2 separate regions of the Homo sapiens genome follow, and region 2 is linked to region 1. A link is a contact called in ENCODE Hi-C or POLR2A ChIA-PET data. All regions are on one chromosome and are shown on one strand. Each heading gives the region's core, a stretch centred on a gene start or an enhancer-like site at or near the end of the contact. The rest is flanking DNA. Distances are from core to core; before and after follow the strand shown.

What was found. Hi-C counts contacts between places; a loop is a spot of excess contacts on that map. ChIA-PET counts read pairs that join two places held with the same protein, here RNA polymerase II (POLR2A). Pooled maps may share reads with other maps.
Region 2: a loop to region 1 is called in a pooled map, with 10 times the contacts of the local background. The contact joins the promoter of SLC36A1 here to the promoter of TCOF1 in region 1. A Hi-C loop is called at or near these places in 7 of 50 pooled maps. POLR2A ChIA-PET finds 5 or more read pairs at or near these places in 2 of 52 experiments (A673 and naive thymus-derived CD4-positive, alpha-beta T cell).

What each region holds. Positions count from the first base shown.
Region 1 is chr5:150,355,332-150,359,633 of GRCh38, reverse strand. It overlaps TCOF1 (treacle ribosome biogenesis factor 1), which reads right to left and starts at 1,937. Exons shown (of 27, transcript NM_001371623.1): 1 at 1,780-1,937. The coding sequence starts at 1,887. LOC105378226 (a long non-coding RNA gene) reads left to right here and starts at 2,214. Exons shown (of 4, transcript XR_944407.3): 1 at 2,214-3,128; 2 at 3,964-4,066. RefSeq lists silencers at 1,510-1,729, 1,810-2,149 and an enhancer at 2,750-2,919.
Region 2 is chr5:151,445,040-151,449,341 of GRCh38, reverse strand. It overlaps SLC36A1 (solute carrier family 36 member 1), which reads right to left and starts at 1,739. Exons shown (of 11, transcript NM_078483.4): 1 at 1,529-1,739. RefSeq lists an enhancer at 1,710-1,759.

The DNA.
Region 1 (4,302 bases), core at 688-3,187:
ACTGGGAAAAGCATACATAACGTCTTAGGGCCCATCACCCTTTAGTCCCTCCAGGAGGTTCTGAGAGCAAGCATTAGGAGCAGAGCCTACACCACAGGGCAAAGGGATCTGACTACTTAGGATACTGTCTCACCAGTTCAAAACTCTCCATTGGTTTACCACTGCTCTTCCAAGGAAGATCAAACTGCCCACCAGACCACTCCAGCCAGCCCCTGCCTCCATCTCCCCAGGGGCATCTGGCCCTTGTACTTCACACTTCAGCCACTATGGACGTTTTTTTTTTTTTTGAGATGGAGTCTCGCCTTGTCACCCAGGATGGAGTGCAGTGGCTCAGTCTCAGCTCAGTGCAACCTCTGCCTCCTGGGTTCAAGTGATTCTCCTGACTCAGCCTCCCGAGTAACTGGGACTACAGGTGCATGCCACCATGCATGGCTAATTTTTGCATTTTTAGTAGAGACAGGGTTTCACCATGTCGGTCAGGCTGGTTTTGAACTCCTGGCCTCAAGTGATCCGCCTGCCTCGGCCTCCCAAAGTGCTGGGATTACAGGCGTGAGCTACCGTACCTGGCCTGCTATGGACTTAAAAAAAATTTTTTTTTGAGACAGTGTCTTGCTCTGTTGCCCAGGCTGGAGTGCAGTGGCATGATCATGGCTCATACTGTATCCTCAAATTCCTGGGCTCAAGAGAGTGGACTTTCTCCAGGCCAGTGTGTACACAAGTTCCCTCCCACCACAAGGCATTTACACCTCAGCTATTCCTGACCAGGGCAATCTGCCATCCATCTCTCTTTTTTTTTTGAGGCAGAGTCTCGCTTTATCGCCCAGGCTGGAGTGCAGTGGCACGATCTTGACTCATTGCAACCTCTGCCTCCCGGGTTCAAGCAATTCTTGTGCCTCAGCCACATGAGTAGCCAGGATTACAGGCGTGCGCCAACATGCCCAGCTAATTTTTGTATTTTTAGTAGAAACGGTGTTTCACCATGTTGGCCAGGCTGGTCTCGAACTTCTGACCTCAGGTGATCCGCTAGTCTCGGCCTCCCTAAGTGCTGGGATTACAGGCGTGAGCTACCGTGCCCGGCCCATCCCTCTCATTCTTAACACTTATTGCGGTGCTAAGCATATAGTCACTTTTGTGATTCTTTGATTTGTCTACCTTACTAGAGTGTAAGCTCCAGGAGGGCTGAGAGATGGTGCTCACCATTCGAACACCAGGAAGCACCCTGAGTACCGGATTAACAGTTGAATTAATCAAGTAAGAAATGACTGTACCACGAGTTCGAGTACCAAAGCTGACCGTCTCAGTACAGACAATCGCTAAAGGCCTGAGTTCCAGCTCAACTAAGAGGCTGTAGGGTCCCTTTTCCAGGCGCTCCCCCGAGGGGCTGGTCGCAATCCACCCCCGAGACTCGCAGCAACCTCCTTGCCCCAGGGGGGGCCGCGCAGAGCCTAGCCACGTGGCGGGAGACTTAGGAAACTTAAAATACCCGCTACCAGGAAGGGCGTGGAGGTAAGGGAAGCGGGAATTACAAAGTTCGGCCCCTGCGAGCACACTTTCTGGCCCAACCCACTGCCCGGATGAGGAAAGTGAGGCCCAGGGGAACTGAAGTCGCAGTGGGAAGGCAGAGATTGCGGCTCCTCCGGTACCCCTGGCCGCGCCGTCGAGCACTGCGGGACCCGGCTCCGGGCGCCTGCCGGGTCGCCTGGGGACGGGGCGCGGGCCGCGGGCCGCTGATCTCCACATCTTGCACGCGGCCCTCGCACACGGCCCACGAACGCTTACCTGGCCGCTCTGCTCCTTCACTTCCCGCGCCGCACGCACATAGCCAGCCCGCAGCAGATGGTGGTAGATCAGGGGAAGTAGCTCCCGCCGCTTCCTGGCCTCGGCCATACCCGCGACCCCCGGCCGGCCGGCTACCTGCACGCCCCGCCTTAGTCCCCGCCCGCCACTTCCCTCGCGCCCTTAGACCTCGCGCGCCACACTTCCGGCTCCTCTTTCGCTCCGGCCGCGCGGCGCGCCGGGAAACGTAGTCCCCTCTCCGGGAGTGGCCGGCCCCGCCCCTCAAGGCGAAGGGGGCGGAGACTCGTGATCAACAATACCGCCCATTGGCGCGGAGCATGCGGGGCTAGACAGGGACCCGCCCCCGGGGCCGGCCGGGACTTGGACGACTCTCTTTTAATCCTTCCGGCTGGCTTCTTGAAGAGATTTATCTTCCTTGTTAATTCTCTGATGGCTGGGTCTGCGTTTTACTCATCTCTGAACTCCCTAATCTGGATCTTTCTCTAGATCCGAACTTTGTACTGCCATTACCTGCTCATTTATCCATTTCGCACGGTTTTTGGTGCCCATGAACCAGACACGAATTGCCAGTTTATTCATTGATTCATTCGCTAACTGAACAAATCTGTAATAAGCACCTAACTTGGGCTAGCACCCGGCTAGGCTAGGGGGATTCAAAAGATGCATAATACATGGCAGTTGCCCTCAAAGCTCACAGAGACGACTGTCCGTAACCAAGCAACTATAGTTCAATATCTTGTGTGCCTTGTCAGGGACAGATGCAGCCTATGGGCGCCCCAAGGAGGAGCACCGAACCCCAGAGAGATATCTAAGCTGAGGCATAAAGACACCCGAAATTGCTGGGTGCAAAGGAGAGGACTGGCAGAGGGCACTGCATGAGTCTAGGCATGAGAAAACACCCTGCTATTGCCTGGGAACCCTAAACCCAGAACCCCTAGTCTGCGCTGCTGGGCTGTCCAGGTGGGGTGGGGTGAGGTGGGGAAGAGGGAACAAATGAGGGCACATGAGGATGAAGAAGTAGACAAGGCCTACAACTCCCCCACCCCCAACAGAGTTTGGACTTTGCTCTGAGGGCATTAGATAGTCTCTGACTGGCTTTTCCGAGGAGGTTGACCCTGTTTTGTGTTTTTAAAAGATTGCTAAAACCAAAGCACATACCATTAATACTAAATGTGAGGCTGTTGTAGTTGTTGAGGGAAGGATGGCAGGGAAAAGGTGAGGTAGGCTGGAGAATGTTAGAGTGAGCTGTTCTTAACTTCACCGACCCATTGAGAATCTGAGGGCAGCATGTTTCTTACGGGCGCAGGAGTCCCTAACCCTAGGAGGTCCAGGTATGTGGTTATCTTTGTCTTGAACTTGAATGGAAAATGTTATGTGTCTGTACACATTCAACATTTCCCATTTTCTTGAGCAAATATTTATTGAGTACCTACCATTGGGGATGGAATAGTCTCTACTCCTATAGAGCTTACAGTCTAGTGATGGAATTGTCTCTACTCCAATAGAGCTTACAGTCTAACGGAGGAGACACATACTAAACTAATAGTCATACAATACAGTGTTACAAACAGCGGGTAAGTGCAGGAAGGAAAAGGATAGTGTTTTCTTATGTAATAATATAGTGTTTAAAAGCTGCACTGGAGTCACACTGCCTGGGTTCAAATTCTGGCTTTGCCTCATTAACTAGGTGACTTTGGGCAAGTCACTGTGACTCAGTTTCTTTATCTGTACAATGGAGATAATTATAATTTCTACCTCACTGGGTTGTCATAAGGAGTAAATGAATTCTCAGCAGAAATGCTTAGAGGAGCTCTGAACAATAGCGCTCTCTGTGTGCGTGTGTGCTATTATTGTGAAAGCATATAACAGGAAGGAGGGATCTATTTTTTTCTTGGGAGTTAGGGAAGGATTCCCTGAGAAATTAATGGTTATGAGGAAACCAGAACTGTGTGTAAGGGAGAGTCAGAGAGAAGAAACCTGAGCAGAGGGAAGAACCTGTGCAAAGGGCCTAGGGCAGAAGGTACAGCTGAGAGAATAGACACAAAAAGGCCTTTGTAGCATAGTCCGGAGGGAGAGCAGGGGGACTGGGGAGTGTAGAAGGTGGGCAGAGGGCAGACTCCATGTGAAGGATTGGCCACATCAGGGTTTTTTTTCCTCCATCCTAAGAGCCATTGGAAGCCACTGACGGTGTAAGCCCAAGAGGTACAGGATGAAATCTGAATTTTACTGTGACCTGTGTGCCTGCCCAGTGGAGAGTGGAGTGTGTCTGGTGGGTATGAGTAGATGTGGGAAGACAAGTCAGGGTTAGGAGTGCAGGCAGGCATCCAGGGAGAAGACAGTGTATGTGGGGGGGGGGGGCGGGTGGTAGGTGGCGGGGGCAGCGGGGAGGGTGCTGGTGGCAGTGGAGTTGAAGAGAGTGGAAGGTTCCCAGAGTTAATCAGGAACTAAAGTTTTCACAGAGGTGTGTTGGAATGGGAGGGGAAGGAAAAGGCAATGTCAGAATGG
Region 2 (4,302 bases), core at 490-2,989, 1.1 Mb before region 1:
AATGTACAAGTAAGTTAATTACTGTAAACGAGGCTCTAGACAAGAGTCAGAAGAGGGCCCTGATCATGTTTAAAATAATAACAGACAGTTAAAAATCATTTTCAGCTGTTAGTATTTAGCTTAGACATAATACAGAGATAGGAAGAAAGAGGAGGAGGATTTTATAGCAACAGAGGAATAAGCAGAGGAAACTGCTTCCTACACAATTAGATTAAGTCTTGTTGCAAGGCTGATACTCAGTGTACACAGCGGGTAAAATCTCTCGGAATAAAAAAACAAACAGACCCTGGTCAGGGGCACTGGCTCACACCCCTGTAATCGCAATACTTTGGGAGGCCAAGGTGGGAGGATCACTTGAGCCCAGGAGTTTGAGATCAGCCTGGGCAGCATAGTGAGACCTCATCTCTATTTAAAAACAAACAAACAAAAAAACAAGCCTAGAAAGATGCACAACATCCAGATCACAGCAGAAGGGGCCCTTAAGAATTCAATTCCATCACTGTCTAGACTGAGAAACCCAAACGCGAGTCACTTAAGGTTGCCAGGTAAGCGGCAGAGCTAGGACAAAATATCCTGATTCCCCAATCTCTGTTCTGTCCATTGCACCATGATGCTATCTTCAGCAAAATTCAAATAACTGCAAAACGTCCATCCAAATAAGCAATCCCAAATCTGACAAGTTACAGAAAAAATAAAGCAAAGGTCTTTACATTCTTCAAGTTAACGTCAGGGCTCTCCACAACCTCGGCTCAGCCACCTATCTTCCCAGAAGCACATTCCGATTCATATTTCATATTTTGGTGTGACTTACATAGAATGCAGGAAGGTTAGAAACCAAACCTACAGAAGGATGAGTTTGCAGAAAAATAATGAACAAACAGGGAACCACACCCAGAGCAAATCCAACCCCAGCGGTGGAAAATGCAGACAGCTAAAAAGGGAGAGGACTAAAAGAGAAAGGGACAGAAAGGAGTGCCTTTTCACAGGTGAAGTTTCCCGCAGGAGGCGGTGTGGCGAAAAGCAAACAGCTGCTGAAGCTTAGGAACATTTGCATTCTAGTCGCAGGTCTCCGGGTCTCCGATTAACTCACTGGATGACCTTAGGCAAGCCCTTACCCCTTCCCGGAGTAAGGGCTCAGTTTCTCCAACTGTCCTAGGAGGGAGCTGCACCAGACGACTTCCCAGCGTCCTTGCAGTTCTGACCCAAAGACCCATTATGAGCCTGTCTCAAGCAGCGCTCCCGCAGCGGGCAAGACATTTGCTGGAAACGGGGAGACCTGTGCGAAGCGTGAAAGACGCCCTAGATGGTCCTTTGGGTTATCTTCACCATCTACCCCAGTTTCCCCCACCTGTCAGTCAAACAGGACGGTGAGATCCCAACCCCACGAGGTCAAGGGAGATAGCGCGAGGGACAAGGGATCTCCACGCTTCGCCCAATTCACAGAGGGGTGTCAGCGTCGTACCGCAGCTGCGGCCCGGGGACGCCAAGGAGTCGCGGACCCACAGCCCGGGCGGATCCAGTGCCTGACCTGGAGCATCTGCCACGCCGGGAGGAAGGCGAGGTGGGTCCTGCCCAAGGCGGCGAGCGCCGCCAGCCGGCAGCCAGTGGAGGAACTCACTGCTCGGGTTCTGGCCCCAGCTCCGGCTCCGGCTCTGGCTTCAGCACAGCCCACCCTTCCCGGGTTCAGTATCAGCCCCTCGCCATCCTCCTTTGCTGCCCGGCAGCCGCTTCCGGACCTCATCACGTGATCCCACCGCCCACGCCAGAGGCCGAGGTCACGTGCTCCCTTGAGCGGCCGCGCCTTTTTTCTCACTGAGCTCCGGAGCTCTGCTCCACAGCACCACCTGGCGACCTATTACTGCCACTGCTGGAAGGACTATGTTCCTGGGCGCTGGGGACTGCGAATAGGAACTGAACAGGGCATTGATCTTGGGCATGGGGCAGAGTCCAGTCGAAGAGCACTGTCCCTTGAGTTGTGGGTTTGTGAAATATTGCTAATTTTTACACTGGCTGTATTTTCTTTTACACATCTCGATGAGTTTGTATTGCTTTTATAATAAGAAATATGCATATTTTTAAAACTTCCAATTTTTCAGAAGCATACACAAACTATCATCTGTGGTTGCTACTGGAAATGGAACTGTGGGGTAGGGCAACATTATCTTTTAATACATTCAAATTTTTAAAGTAACATTTTTAAATGGATGGCAACATTTCAGTATTGTATTATCTAGGCTTCTCCTTTTACCTCCTTGTTACAGACTTTTCCTTTAACAATTATGTAACAAATAGGCTTCAAGTCAAAAACTGTCACAAGAGACAGAGAAGATCATTGTTTAATAATAAAGGGGTCAATTCATCAAGAAGACACAACTGTAAATATATATGCATGCAAAATTGGAGCACCTAAATACATACAACTAATATTAATGGCCATGAAGGGAGAAATAGATAGCAACACAATAGTAGGAGGGTCAATATCCCACTTTCAACAATGGATAGAGCAACTAGAGAGAAAATAAGGAAATAATGAACTTGAATTGCACTTTAAACCAAATGAACCTAACAGATATATACAGAACTTTCCATTCAACAGAAACAGAATACACATTTTTTCTCTAACACACTTGAAACATTCTCTAGAATAGACCATATGCTAGTCCAAAAAACAAGCCTTAAATTTAAGAAGATTGAAATCATATTAATATTCTTTCAGACCATAATAATATGAAGCTAGAAATCAATGACAGGAGGAATCTTGGAAAATTCACAAATATGTGGAAATTAAACAACACGCTTTTTTTTTTCTTTGAGACAAAGTTGCGCTCTTATTGCCCCATCTGGAGTGCAGTGGTGCAATCTTGGCTCACTGCAACCTCTGCCTCCTGGATTCAAGCGATTCTCCTGTCTCAGCCTCCCAAGTAGCTGGGATTACAGGCACGTGCCACCACGCGCGACTAATTTTGTATTTTTAGTAGAGACGAGGTTCACCATGTTGGTCAGGCTGGTCTCAAACTCCTGACCTCAGGTGATCTGCCCACCTCGGCCTCCCAAAGTGCTGAGATTATAGGTGTGAGCCACCATACCCAGTCCTATGCTTCGAAACAACCAGTGGGTCAAAGATGAAATCAAACGGGAAATTTAAAAAATATTTTCAGACAATTGACAATGGAAACATAACATACCAAAGCTTATGGAATGCAGCAAAAGTAGTTCTAAGAGAGAAGTTTATAGCAATAAATGCCTACATTAAAAGAGAAGAAAGAGACCAATTAAATAGTTTAACATTATACCTCAGGAAACTGGAAAAAGAAGAGCTCACAAGACCCAAAGTTAAAAGAAGAAAAGAAAGAGCAGAACAGAAATAAATCAAATAGACAACAGAAAAAAAAACAGACAAAATCAATAAAACTAGAGTTGATTTTTTGGAAAAAATTAAATTGACGTACCCTTTGCTAGTCTAAGAAAAAAAAGAAGACTAATAAAATAAAAAATGAAAGTGAAGACACTACAACAGAAGCTTCAGAAATAAAAAGAATCATATGGGGCTATTGTGAACAATTATTTGCCAACATATTGGATAACCCAGATGAAATGGAGAAATCCCTAGAAAAATACAACCTACCAAGATTGAAATCAGGAAGAAATGGAAAGCCTGAACAGACTAATAACAAATAAAGAGATTGAAGATGAGACAGGGACTATCTGACTTTCTGGTTTTCTGTTTAAACTTCCCAACAAGACCAGATGGCTTCACAGCTGACTTCTACCAAACATTCAAAGAAGAAGGTTTGTTACTAAACTCTTCCAAAAAATGGAGCTAGAGGGAATACTTCCAAACACATTTTATGAGGCCAGCATCACCTTGATACCTAAGCCAGAGAAAGACGCCACAAGAAAAGAAAATTACAGGCTGATTTCGCTAATGCACATTGGTACAAAATCCTCAATAAAATATTTGCAAACAGAATTCAACAACAATCAAAAAAATTATGTATCATGACCAAGTGGGATTTATCCCTGGCATGCAAGGCTGGTTTAACATACACTAATCAAGCAATATAATACATCATATTAACAGGATGAAAAATGAAAACCACATGGTTATCTCAATTGGCCTGGCAAAAGCATTTGACAAAGTCCAACATCTTTTCCTTCCCTAACCCCCACCCCAACATACCTTCTTGATAAAAAAAAACTCTCAATAGTTTAGGTATAGAAAGAACATTCCTCAACATAATAAGGTCGTTTATGAAAAACACACAGTTAACATTTTAATTAATAGGGAAAAACTGAAAGCTT